Linked DNA regions of Homo sapiens: region 2 is linked to region 1. Evidence: read pairs that join two places in POLR2A ChIA-PET (ENCODE). Cell type or tissue: B cell. All regions are shown on one strand. Links, peaks and the distances in the headings refer to the core of each region. The heading gives the core; the rest is flanking DNA.

Region 1 (10,727 bases), core at 3,217-5,716:
GTGACCCTCAAAACCCAACCCGACATCCCCCACCCTGTTTATCTCACCCCACACTGAGTGCTGTCTGGGAGCGCCACACCAGGCTACACTCCCGGCCTCAAATACCACCTTACTGTCCCCTCCTGCCCTCTCCTGGCCCACCTCAAGCCCAGCCCTGCCGGTCTGTCCCAACAGCCAGCTGAGGCCTGCATCTGGTCCTCACTAGTCTGGGCTCCTGGGGTAACGTGTAGCTGCCATGCTGAGGGCATTGCAAGGCTGGGGGCCTGAAGGGACAACACACCTGAGCCCATGTCACGCTCACATGGCCCTGCAGGTCTATGGGGCCACCAGCAGGCCTCCCGTGAAATGACTGCAGCTGGTGGAGATTTGGATCCGCAAGTCCAGGTTCTCTGTGCTTGCCATGGCCCCTGCCTTTCTGCACCCCGGCCCTGCCTGCCCCTAGGAGCCCAGCCCAGGGCTGGTCGGACTGGCCACCCAGGCTGTGGTCACGAGGACCCGCTGCACATCTACCCCTGAGGCACTGTGTACCTCATGCCAAAGCCACCCCCTGCTCCAAACAGCCCTGCCCAGGGCATGGTTCTGAGCCTGTGATACCAGACAGCGTGTGCAGAAGCCTTGGGAAGGAGAGGAGGCCTCTGGGTCTGGAAAGCCTGTGTGGAGAAGGTGGAACTCCACTGGGTTCCTGGAGTGCAAGTGGGATCTCGGCAGCTGGCGAAGCCAGGGGGGTCGGTAGACGTGGGAACAGGCAGGGGACAGTATGTCCAGGGATGAGCAAGGGGCCAATGGGGCAGGAGAGAGGGCACACAAAGGCCATGGTGAGGCGGAGGGCAGGGCCTTGCAAACCAGGGGGCTTCACAGCCAAGGAGTGGGCAGGAGAGCAGGACTCAGGAGGCTTGGTCCAGGGCGGTGGGTGGCCCGACTCCACTGGAGGCGCCACGCGGAGGAAGCCCAGGCAGAGGCAACACTTGGGCAGGAAGAAGGGGAAGGGGGTGGGTGGGAGAAGGCTCAGGCTGTCGGGGACCGGGAGAAGGGTTATGAGGCCAGCCCCGTGAGGGCTTCCAGGCTTTGGGCCCGAGGGTCTGGAAGAATGGCAGCTTCAGCCAGAAGAGCCGTCTGCGGAGAGCAGCTCCAGACAGTGCGGACCTGGCCTGTGGACCCTGCCTGGCCTCTGACCTCGGCCTCGAGAGGGGGCTCTTATCCGCTTCCACTGGGCACTGTCCTTCCAGGAAGGGCTGCAGTGGACTCCCGGGCCTCGGCCCCTGATCTCACTTGGTTCCAGCCTTCCTCAGGAAAGGCCGAGCGAGATAGCACGAGCACAGCAGGGCTGCCATGAGCACGGTTCCAAGGCCGCGACCCCCTGGCCTGCTCCCCACCCTCAGAGGCTGGGAGGGGCCGCGGCCTCTTCCAAAGTTGTCTCCAGCAGGAAGCAGGGCACTGAAGACAAGGATGGGCCTAGGTGACCCTGAGTTCGCATCCTATGACTGCTTTGGAACAGACCCTGCCTGGATGGGAAGAGGGGGGCCCATGCCCCCCACCGGGGAGTGAGGATGCCCTCTGAGAACTGACAGGAGCTCCGAGGATGGGCCCCGCGTCCACACCAGCACACCCGCCCCTTCGGGCCACACGCCAGCTCATGTCCACCAGCCACCGTCAAGGACATGTTTCCCGGCATGTGGGACTCCCAGGGACACAGGAAACGGTGGACGGAGATTGTGGTGTTTCACACACAGCAAGGGCTTCATAAAAATCTCTTGAATTGAGAAAGACACGGTCCCTGCCCTTGGCACCTGCAGACAGGAGGCCTGGGCCCTGGGCGACCCTCAGGGCACAGGCTGTGCACTGGGAGACTGGAACGTGGAGAAAACCCCAAGGTCAGGGGCCTGCATCTCACCTGGGAGGTGGGCCAGGACATTTTGGTCCACAGAAGGGGATGAAAAAAAGCAAAAAAAAAAAAAAAAAAAAAAAAAAAGGTGCTGGTCAAGCGGAAGGTAGCGACAGGCAGATGCAGATGACAGGCAAAGCAATCCCAGCCTGTAGGGGTCACCCACCAGGAGCCGGGCATTGTCCCAGGAATGGGGGCCACCGGGCTTCAGCAGTAAGCCCCACTGAGCCCCAGACTTGCTTCTTAGGAGCCTGCAAAAATGGTGCCAGCTTGGCGGGACGCGGTGGCTCACGCCTGTAATCCCAGCACTTTGGGAGGCCGAGGCGGGCGAATCATGAGGTCAGGAGTTTAAGACCAGCCTGACCAACATGGTGAAACCCCGTCTCTACTGAAAATACAAAAATTAGCCCAGCATGGTGGCGTGCGCCTGTAGTCCCAGCTACTCAGGAGACTGAGGCAGAAGAATCGCTTGAACCCTGGAGACAGAGGTTGCAGTGAGCCAAAATCGTGCCACTGCACTCCAGCCTGGGTGACAGAGTGAGACTCTGTCTCAAAAAAAAAAAAAAAAAAAAAGGTGCCAGTTTGGCAGAGGGAATGGCCACCTAGGAGCCAGGGAGTAGCCACTGCCACTTTTCAACTGGACACACAAAGTCTCCAAGGGGGAAGCATGCTTGGTTCCCTGCCTGCGACAGCCAGGGGAACCTGCCGGGCAGGCCCTTTCTCCTTCCCAGGGGCTCTGCTGTCAGCCCCGGCCTGGGAACAGCAGGAAGCAGGACCCGGGGCTCTGAGGCCATCTCTCCCCTCAGCAGCCACGCCTGGGCATGGCCACCACATTCTTCCCAGCCCACAGCACTCCACTTTCTTCCTTAAAAAGAAAAAAATGTTTTTTAAATAAAATAAACAACCCCCCTCCCCCCAAGCAAGAAACCAAACACGAGGTCAGGCCTGAGCAGAGTCCTTGAATGGAAGGCCCCCAAAGTGGCAATTTTAGGGTTTCCTGTCTATTCCCATGGGTCTGGCCGCCAAGGGAACTGGCAGGTTGGAAGAACTTGCCACTGGGGGCAGCTCCTGCCAGGGTGGCAAGCACGGGCGAGCACAGGGGTGGGACAGCCTCCTGGACTGGGTCACCTTGTCTCCAACACTGCTCCCTGATACTGGCAGAGTCTGGAGTGGCAGTGAGCCCAGAGCGTGTCCCTGTCCCCCACCCAGGTCAGCAACCCTGAGATCCGGGGGAACGTGGCTCCCAAGATCTACTCTGGAGCATCAGGAGAACCAAGCGGCCTCAACAGTCCCAGATGGAAGGACGCTAAGGTTCCCAACACCTTTGGGCAAGGGCCTCAGAGTTGCCTTTGCTCTGGCCGTTGGACGGGTGCCTGGGTTCCAAGTGGCCCTCACCACCTGGTCACAAACTTGAAATGTCCAGTTTCCCCAGCTGTAAAATGAGGATGTCAATGAGATGCTGAATCGCCACCGTCACACTGGCCATTTACAAAGCCTGGGTGGACACGGCAGAAGGAGGGCTTCTAATATGCCAGGCTGGCCATGCTGCCCGCCGTGCCCCGCCTGCTGGGCCATGGGAGAGAGCCGCCAGAGCCCCATTTCTCAGTGCCCCACGGCTCACCGACAGTCCATGCTAGAATCACACAGTAACTGGTCTTGCTCAAGCCTCTGCTCCACATTTGCCGTGTCCTCGGAGAGGATGGGGCCTTGGAGGATGGGGCCTGTGGCCAGGGCTGAGCCGAGCAGGGTGGGACTCCTCTGCTCACAGACCAGCTTCAGGCACTGCATTGCTCTACTGCGGGCCCAGTGGGTAGAGCCCGTGGCTTGCCCTGCCAAAGTATCAAGGGCTCCTTGGCACAGAGGTACTTGGTGCCCACCCAGCTTTGGGAAGGAGCAGTCAGTCCCACCTTGGCACCCCTGCAGTTACAGCGGCCTGCACCAGCTCCTACTGCTCCCGGAGCAGGCTCAGCCCAAGACAGTGAGCAGCTGCAGCACTGAGCACTGGGTGACAGGGAAGGAGTGGGTGCTGAGGGAGCACTTCCGGTCCCTTCTGGCACCTCATGGTTCAGAAGAAATGCAAAGTCCAGGCCATCCTCTGTGGCCTGGGCTCTCTTAGGTGTCTCCTGCTCGGGGTCAGAGGCTGTAGCTGTGTGGACAGGAGGGGGTGACAAGTCAGAGACAAACACACTCTTGCTGATGGCAAGGAAGCTGGCTGGGCCACGTGCTCCGAGGCCCACAATGAGTTCGTGGCAAAGAAAATGTCCAAAGGCTCCCTGAGAAACGGCCTCCACTAGAGCACCCTCCATCCCCCCCTTGACCTCTGTGGAAGAGCTGGGTGCAGGGCTCAGAGGACCCTGACTTGTGCCCAGCCTCTGGCCTGGCTGCCCTCCCGTCCCTGACCAGGAGCTGTAGGAGACGAGCAGCCCCCTTCCCTGGAACCCAGGATGGGAGGCAGCCTTGGCTGGCAGCTGGCAGCCAGGGGCCATGCTTCCTGTGCCCCTCATGTGACAGTGATGCTAAAGCTTTGCCACGCCAGGACGGTGCAAGCTGGCATGAAGGCTACAGGCCTGGCAGGTCTGGTGCGGCCACTCTGGGAACCGTCCCCTGGGAGATGAGCGAGCATTCACCAACCAGTGCAGCAGGGCCTGTGGCTGTGGCCGAGGTGCTCCCTGTGGCATTTCCAGGAAACCAGACACCAAGGTGCCAGCAGCAGAAGGAAGTCCCCTGGGGCTTCTTAATGTTTCTCAATGACTCTCCCTGGGGCGAACAAGGACGGGGCCACAGATCAAATAGGAAAGGCCAGCCCAAACCGGCAGGTCCAAGGTAAGCCCTGAGCAGGGGAGAGAAAAAGCCAGCTGGCCCCGCACACACAGCCAGGGTCTGCAGCAGCCTGGGCTCCGGAACGTCGTGTCGGCCACAAAGCAGCTCCCTTGCGGGGATGCTCAGGAAGAGGCACTCTGGCGGCCTTGTCAAATGTCACGGCTTCTTCACAAATATGACATGAGCACCCACACCCTGCAATTTACTGCTGACATGGAGACCGTAATCTGCATTACGCTAGAATGCACCAAGAACAAACTTCCAGAATTCCATGCCCTGTGGTTTCCAGGAGGGGGTTATCCCCCATCCCAAACACGAAATGGCTCTAGAGTCAGAAAATTGCCCCCACCTGGGAACAGAGCTGCCAACATGTTAATACCAGAAAACCCACTTCTGCCAGCATAGACGCGTCCTTTTGCAGTAAACAGCAAAGCAGAGAAGGGATATTACTGTTTTAGAAAAAAGCTGCAGTCAAACACCTCATTTTTAGTATCTCAGTTGCAGCAGAGTAGAAATAACGTGAATATAGCTCCATCCAGCAGTGGAAACTGACCCATGGGGAGCCGGCGGGGAGTAGGGAAGGGGCCCAGGAAGAAGGGGCAGGTGTGAGGGAGGCTGTGCATCCTCAAGGGCTACACTGTGCTTTTGGTTCCCACTGTGTGTTCCGAGGCAAGAGCATACCCTGAAAGCAACAGCCAAGCGCGTGGAGCCCAAACCCACCAGCCTGAGCACTCAGTCCCTCTGCCAAGCCCACCTGGGTGCAACCTAGGCACGGGGAGGAAACACTGGCTGCGGAGCGCTCCTGTACCTGACGTCACCGGGAACTTACTACTAGGAATTGATTGTGCATTAATAGGACACCTCATTCTGGGTTAACAGCCCAGGTTCCCCTGCACAGATTCCAACCTGCATTGCTCACACTCCCTTCAAATCCATTTACCCAGGTAACGGCAGGCGGGCGACTTAATGGCAAATAAGTGAAACGCATGCTCTGGAAAGGAAAACAGACGGGAAAGACATCCCAGAGACCCATTCCTGGGGAACGGCGGTGCTTCAAAGGCCCAGAGGGAGTGACTGCAGGAAAGATCATCTTGTTTGCAGGGAAAGGAGTTGGGAGAACGCTGCCACTGAAGTGGAAAGTTCTGGGTAAGGGACAAAGGCTGGAAGCAGCAGGGTTTCAGCTGGTGCTGCAGGAGTGAAGGAAGGAGGGAGGGAGAGAGCTTCCCGCTGCACCCCTTCCCCCACAAATCGAGGGCAGGAAGTTCTGGCTGCGAAGAGTTAACAGGAACGAGGCAGCGGAGGAACAGGGGCAGGGTCTGGGGAGACAGGGAAGCCAGAAAGGGGCAGGAAGGAGGAAACTCTCGGTGGGGGAGGGACCAGGAAACAGCCAAGAAATCGGGAGGCTGCAAGAGGCACCCAGCTCCGACAATCTGCTGCTGGGGCTGCCACTGTCACCGGGGAGGGCAGAGGAACCTCCTGGGAGCGCCCAGGCAGGGCTCCTCAGCTAGGAGCCCAGAGATTAATTACACGAGGCCTCAGTGGTCATATTAAGCAAATGATGATAATTACAAGACTGCTGGCTGCTGGGAAAGGGAGACAGCAGTTCCTTCAGGGCAAGGCCCAGACCACAGACCCTGAGAGTGAAGGGGCAGCCGCCTCGTTTTACAGAGGTGGAAACTGAGGCAGGTCCAGTCGGGCTAAGGGACTCGCCTGGGTCCCATGTGAGCTGGTGGTAGAGGGAGAAGCCAGACCTCCCATCTTCCAGATACACAATGCTGCCTTACGCTACCTCCTTCTACAAGAAGGTCGGGGAAAGGGACTGTTTCCTTGGATTCTATAGGGTGACAGAAGGGGAGGCCCCTGTGCCAACTCAGTGTGGCACTGTGCCTAACCACTCCCATTCCCTAGCCTTTGGAACTCAGAGCTGTGATGCCAGCCCCAGTTCTTGGCCAAGACACATCCCCAGGCACCAGCCATGGAGGGGCTGCCAAGGTGGGCCACCTCAAGGTATGAACAATTCCCAGTGGCAACCTGTCACTGGGACAAGCCACAGCCCCTCTCCCTGACTCTGACCTTGACCTTGTGGGTATGGGGAAGACAGGCTCCTGCATCTGACGGGACCCTGGAGTGGGGCTGCCCCTCGGTGCAGTAGCTTTGCCACGGCAGCTCAGTTCTCCATCCCAGCCAACGGGAAGAGGGCTGAGCCTTGTGAACTGTGACAGCCGATGGCCCCAGACAAGGGGTGCCAGTCAGCCCACACCGCAAAATGTGGACAGAGGCGAGAACAGTGGTGTGCAGGGGTGGGTGGAGGGGATAAAGCACAGCAAAGAAACAGCACTGGCCTGTGTGGTCCAGAAACCCGAGGCCCCATTCCAGCTTTCTTCTGTGACGAGGACACGACTCCTCCCCTCCCTGAGCCTCAATAACTTCAACTGCTAAAGGGGAGAATCCTAACTGCTGGGCCTGCCTCTCACAGTTGTCAAAAGGACAAAACAGAGTAAAAAGCACTCTGCAAGTGGAAAAGTGTCAGGCAAACATGAAACATGGTCAGGATCACCACTGGGGCGGCGGGGGGCGGGGGGCGGCGTGCTCTGCCCCACTGGGTGTGCAAGGCAAGGCGTTATGCAAAGGGTGGCCTGCTCCCTAATGCCCCAGGCCTGGACCCCCATGTAGGGGTGGCCAGTAGCCCTTCCCAGGCCTTAGCGCACTGACATTCGGCGCTCGCACCTCCAGTCCGTTTCACAGATGTGGGCGATTTGCGGAAGGCCATGCTGCTGATGGTGACCCAATGTGAAAACCTGGGCTGCCTGGCTCGGCCTCCTGCTGTCCTCCTAGAATCCTATCCAACCTTGTTTCTGCTCAGGACTGCATGGGGGTGCCACACAGTCCTGGTATTTCTTGAGCAACTACTACATGCAAGGCATGGCCTTGCCAGCTTCACAGGTTGGTTGCTGGAAGAACTGAGATGACAGATATCAAAATAGGTAAGTCAGTAATAATTCCTATCATTATTGCTATCACCGCCATCACTACCATGGATGGGAAAGGGGACAGGAAAAGAAGACCATCTCGTTTCTCAGGGTTCTGACACCTGCAGAGCCAAGGCGGCGCCCCATCAGAAGCAATGCATTCTGGGGGGAGATTACCCGAACGCAGACAGTTCCAGAAAAGGCCCCGCCTCACAGTTGCAGAACTCCATCCTGCAGGAGGGTCTCGAGGCTGCAGCCACCAAGGAGAGCCGTTTTGAGCCCTAGAGGCTGACTCCCCCGTTTCCTCCCTCGTGGGTTTGTCATTTCTGAACTCATTTCTGTACTAACCGTCACTGCTCCCTGGACAGCCCCCAGCTGACAGTCAGTCTGGTTCCTGTTTTGAGAAATCTGATTGCAAATGTCTTAGAAAAAAAAAGGCCCTAACGGCCTTTTCAAAATGCAGACCAATTTTCCTCTCCCAGGCCTGACGTTCAGTCAATCCAAACACCCAGTGAGCAGGGCATGGCACAGGGGGGCGGTGAGGGCCATGGGCATGGGGCACCCCTGCAGCGTCAGCCAGAGCTTAGACGGCTGCTTCAAAGGCTGAGGGACACCGCAGAGTCACAGCTCTTATTTCACGCCATCCACATTTCACAGATGAGAAGACCGAGGCCCAGTGAGGGAAGAGACTTACCCAGAGTCACAAGATAAGACCACGGCAGTGTGGACAGGCCCCATCCCCAGCCCGCTGGGGCACCAGGAGGAGGCCAACTCTCAGGCATGCACAAGGAGTTGCCACACGACACAAAGAATCGTGGCGGGCACGTCTGCTCCCTGGCACAGGCCAGGGTAGCTGATGAAATGTAGAACCAGAAGTCTGAAGCCCTGATCTGTTGGCCAGGTGCCACCTGGGACTACCTGTGTGACTCGGGGCAGGCCACTCACCTCTGGAGCTTCAGTTTCCCCATCTGTTCCACAGGGACAAAACCACACCTGTCCTCGCCACCCCATGCGCTGCTGAGAGGCTCACACAGTGGAGAGATACTCTATCAGCCATAAAATGCTGGACAAACCGCAGCAATCGTCCACATCCTGTGTACTTTTGCACCTACATCCTGAACAGTCTAAACTTTGATACCAGGTGTGATGTCAGTTGTCTTACAGAGGCGGCAGCTAAGGTCCAGCCATTGCAGGTGTGCTGGGAGGGCCCCTGGTCAACAGCACCCACGGGGCACCATATGCAGGGCCTGCCAGAGGAGAAATGTAGGGGAGAGGGCACAGGGGATGTTTCCCCGACCTGAGCGCGGTCCGAGGGGGAGGGTGCCCGCAGCACCCTAGGTCCTGCTCACCACGCCGCCCTGAAAGCACTCTCGAGCCCAACTCCAGGACAGCGACCCCACCAGAGGGTGGGAGAAGAGTCCGGAAGACTGGCTGTCCCCCAACACCTCACACAAGTGTAGACTGGAGGAGAGACGGGTGGGGGTAGTGGAAACCCTAAAGCGAGTGCCGTGAGCAGGGACAGCAAAAGGGTGGGTGACATCGTCAGGCGAGGTAAATGGTGGCCAGCGGAGGGGAGGGGACCCCACAGGGACCAAGGGCTGCTCCGAGAAGGATGAAGGGGCGCGCCGGGCCCCCGTGGGAGAAGGCGGGAGCCAGGGGCTGACAGCGACTTCGGGGGGCCGGTGGAGCACGATAAGGAAGCAGCAGGGCGGCCAGGGGGACCCGACTGGGTCCGGGGACCGATGGGGCAGAGGAGCTCCGGAGTTGGGGCGCTCCGGGCTCAGGCGCCCAGGGTCTGGGGCTTAGGGTCTGGACCCGCAGGCGCCAAGGCCGGGCTGCTCCGGGCTGGGGGGCCGACAGGGGGTTGCGAGAGCCGGCCCCGGGGGTCCAGGTCGCGGGGTCGAGCATGGGGCCAGGGTCTCGGGGCCGCGGCCGGGGCGCCCGCGGGGTCGGGCCGGGGCCGCGGGCAGCTTCTCCTCACCTGGGCTCGGGCAGCAGGATCTTCTTGCTGGCGCGCGCGGCCGGCGTGGCCTTGCTCTTCTCCATGGCCATCAGGTAGCTCACGTCGGCCAGCACCGCCTCCAGGTCCGCCATCTTGGCGGCGGCGCTGCCTCCTCCCGCCGCCGCCGCCGCCGCCGCCGCTCCTGCTCGCTCGGCGCTCGGCCCGGCCCGGCCGCGGCTCGCTCGGCCTCGGGCGCCGACGCCTCCCGCCTGGCCCTGCTCGGCGCCCGCGGCTCCGCTCGCCGCCGCTCACAGGCGGCGCCGCCCCATGGCGCCGGCTCGGGCCCGGCCCCGGCTCGCGCTCCGCTCCCGCCGGGACTGCAGTCGGGGCGCCGCCGCCGCCGCCGCCCGCGCGCCCGCGCCCCGGAGCCGCCGCCGCCTCCGGCCCCGCCTGCCGCGCACAACGCCAGCGAGCCCGCGAGGGGCCGAGCCGGGCGGGCGACGGCGCCCCCTGGAGGCCGCGCGGAATCTGACCCCGAACCAGACCTGCGACCGCGGGCTCAGACCCTGGCCGTGACCTCGGCCCTCGATGCTGGACGGAGACCCGGGCCTGGAACACGACAGGGACCCGGCACGGAAGACGACCCGAGACCCATTCTCTGACCACAACCTCGGGTCACATCTCTGGATCCCAGGCTCCCCAGTCGGGCCGCAGCCCTGACACCAAACGTGATCACAGGGAACCTGGACGCTCACCAAGACACAGATTCAGACCTCTGAACACCATCCTGGGACTTTCATCTCAGACCCTGGCTATAACCCCGGACTCCCTGACCTTGGACGCAGTCCACGACCTGACACCAGACTCCAAACAGGACCCCAGACTCAAACCTTGGCCCACCACCTCAGACTCTAACCATGACCTCAGATCACAGCCCTGGGTCTCCAACGCCATACCCAGACTGCGACACTCACCTCAGACCCCCAACAGGTCCCCAGATCCAGATTTTGGACCATGACCTCGATCCCATCCTGGTTACTGACCCCAACCTTGATTCTGACCCTAGGCTACTACCATGACCCTGAACTCTAGACTTGGGGTCAGGACTCAGACC
Region 2 (2,500 bases), core at 1-2,500, 97 kb before region 1:
CCTGCTGTCCCTGTGTAGGGAGCTGATCTCCCCTAGGGATGTCCCACAGGGCTCAGAATGGGAGAGGGTAAGTTCTGAGCTGGGTTCCTGACTGTACCTCTTGGCCATGACAAAGGCAGAGCCTAGAACTCCGGCCAGCATGTGGGTAAAGAAGGAAGCCTAGCTCCCAGCTCCGGCTTCAGTTGGGACCCTTGGTCTCGCCACTAACTTTGAGTGAAGCCAGACTCGATGCTGAAAGCGACCTCAAGGCTGGGAGGGCCGCTGCCCAATTCAGCAGGTCTCCAATCTCCAAAACTAATGCTACTCTGTACCCATAGGATCCTAGAGGTGACTGCCAGATCCCTAGGCTTGGAGTTGTGTTGAGATGTGAGGAGCAGGGAGGAGAAAGGAACTGAGTCAGGCAAGAGCTGGGGATAGAAAGGAAGAGTGAGGAAAGCAGCGTCCAGGAGGAAGCCACAAGCTCAGAGGGGACAGGAAAGGGTGAGCTGGTCTCCCCAGGGAGCAGTTGAGTGCCTGACCCTACTCTCTGTCCTAAAACACACGCGTGTACACACACTCACACTTGCCTCAAACCAAGACCCTGTGACTTGTGGTACCCCACCGCCACGCTCCCTTAGTAAAGCCGGCCAGTCACACATCTGAAAGAGTCCAGACTGACCAGGTGGGCCACTGCCGAAGTCCTCACTGACCCCTGTCCTCCATAAGAGATGTTTTATACAAATGGAGTCTTGCATCCTTCCTAGTTATTAGCCCTCTCCAAAACTGCCCCAGCACTGTGATTAGACCTAACCTAGTCTTCATTCTTTCTTGAATCCAAATCCCATCCTAACCATGGGCAAAGCGTTATACCTATCTAAGTTATTTCTGCCTATCAAAGCAACCTATGTCATTATAGAAAAATCTGAGAGTATAAAATATGAACTATAGGGGTGGTGGAAAGAGAAGGTGGCAGCAAAAAAAAAAAAAAAAAAGGAAAAAAAAAGAACTATAGGAAAGAAACCACTCATGACCTCACACCTATTCAAGCTGAAAACCCAAACTAGCCCTGCTCTTCATAACATGACAAGCAGCGCCCCATCTGATACCTAAACCGACCAAGTCACAGCCCTCCAACTCACCCTCTGCCTGCCCAGACCTCACCACATCCTTGCTGGACTCAAACCTCAACCGCACTAAATCAACCAAATCCCAAGTCTAAACTAATCTGAAACTTTTAAAGTAACCCAGTCCTTAAACCTAACCTAGCCCAATGCCAATTATATCTACCCTAGCCAAACCCTAACTGCCTTTGCCAGTCCAAAGTGTCCACTGAATCCTCACCTTGGTCCTCACTTAAAATCCCAGAAAAGCATATTTCCCCACTGCCCACATCCCTCCTTACAGCACCCAACCCTGGCCTCTGGACTCCTGGTATCCTGGGATGTCCAAACTCTGCAGTGCCATCAGCCAACAAGCCCGACTCGTCAAATGCACCTCTCTCCCTTCCTGTCCCCACCCTTGCAGGCTGATGGAAAGGCCTCATTGAAGTCCAACTTTTCCCCACCTAACACCAAGAACGGGGTGAACCTCCACACTGCCACCGTTCCCTGAGAGTGAGCACTAAATCTCCTTCAATCTAACCCCACCCTACACTTCCCACACTCAGGAATCACATCCTAGAATATACCCAAAACTAAGCCCCATAAGGCAGCCCGACCCTAGTGGTCTAACCCTATACCTTGCTTCCTATGGGTGAGTCTGTTCTTGGCGGCCGCCTCTCTCCTGCTTCCTCCCTTAGGGCTGACTGTGCTCAGCCTGCCAGCTCTGACATGTGCTGTCTCCCACCCTCTGACTCCCCTCAAGCTGCAGTGGGACTGAAGACTGGCAGGAAGCTAGGGTACAACTGGAACACAGGCAGGTCGACCTGCAGTCCCTAGGCCTGGCCCCGTCCCTCCATGTACACACATATACATGTTGGCACACACACAGTGGCACACATGCCAAAGACTCTCTCAGCTGACACACAGATCCATTCTCAAGTATCTACTGATAGACACTCATGCGTGCCAAGTCCTCATCCTCAAACATACACATGCCTCTCTTTCTCTCCCGTCTTGCCAGGAGTGTTTCCCCTCCTCCATCCCCTCTGCCTCCCATCTGGTGTCCCACCCTCACCCCCCACCCAGCCCAAGGTGGGGACAGACACCTGAGGGGCTGCCAGCTGCTTCCCCGTGTGGGCCCGGGCCGCGCTCATGCTTCTCGTCCATCCTGCCCACAGGGGACTCGTGGGGGATGTTAGCGTGCCTGTGCACGGTGCTCTGGCACCTCCCTGCAGTGCCAGCTCTCAATCGCACAGGGGACCCAGGGCCTGGCCCCTCCATCCAGAAAACCTATGACCTCACCCGCTACCTGGAGCACCAACTCCGCAGCTTGGCTGGGACCTATGTGAGTATCCAGCGTAGGAATCTGGGAGTTGGGGAGGAGTGAGGAGTTGGGGAAAGACAGTCCTAACCGTGGAGGG

The links. Peaks named below come from ENCODE experiments on the same cell type or tissue, not always from the same donor. Only the 100,000 strongest peaks of a DNase experiment are listed, where the experiment ranks them.
Region 2: POLR2A ChIA-PET joins it to region 1 with 6 read pairs; 19 of 35 experiments call an interaction of 5 or more read pairs at or near these places.

What each region holds. Positions count from the first base shown.
Region 1 is chr11:67,265,738-67,276,464 of GRCh38, reverse strand. It overlaps GRK2 (G protein-coupled receptor kinase 2), which reads right to left and starts at 9,992. Exons shown (of 21, transcript NM_001619.5): 1 at 9,653-9,992. The coding sequence starts at 9,765. RefSeq lists enhancers at 3,485-4,449, 4,787-4,926, 4,450-5,414, 5,888-6,007, 6,018-6,067 and 2 more and silencers at 8,034-8,083, 10,004-10,203. In B cell, for the core only: no CTCF peak of the experiment used is centred there; DNase peaks (open chromatin) are centred at 3,984, 4,634, 4,784, 5,383 and 1 weaker place; H3K4me3 peaks cover 2,328 bases; H3K27ac peaks cover 2,500 bases.
Region 2 is chr11:67,367,384-67,369,883 of GRCh38, reverse strand. CLCF1 (cardiotrophin like cytokine factor 1) reads left to right here. Exons shown (of 3, transcript NM_013246.3): 2 at 2,258-2,424. All of the region lies in intron 2 of LOC100130987 (a long non-coding RNA gene), which reads right to left. Among named protein-coding and RNA genes, the nearest start is that of CLCF1, 5.0 kb to the left of the region's middle. RefSeq lists a silencer at 1,058-1,107 and an enhancer at 1,877-2,376. In B cell, for the core only: no CTCF peak of the experiment used is centred there; a DNase peak (open chromatin) is centred at 1,093; H3K4me3 peaks cover 334 bases; H3K27ac peaks cover 2,417 bases.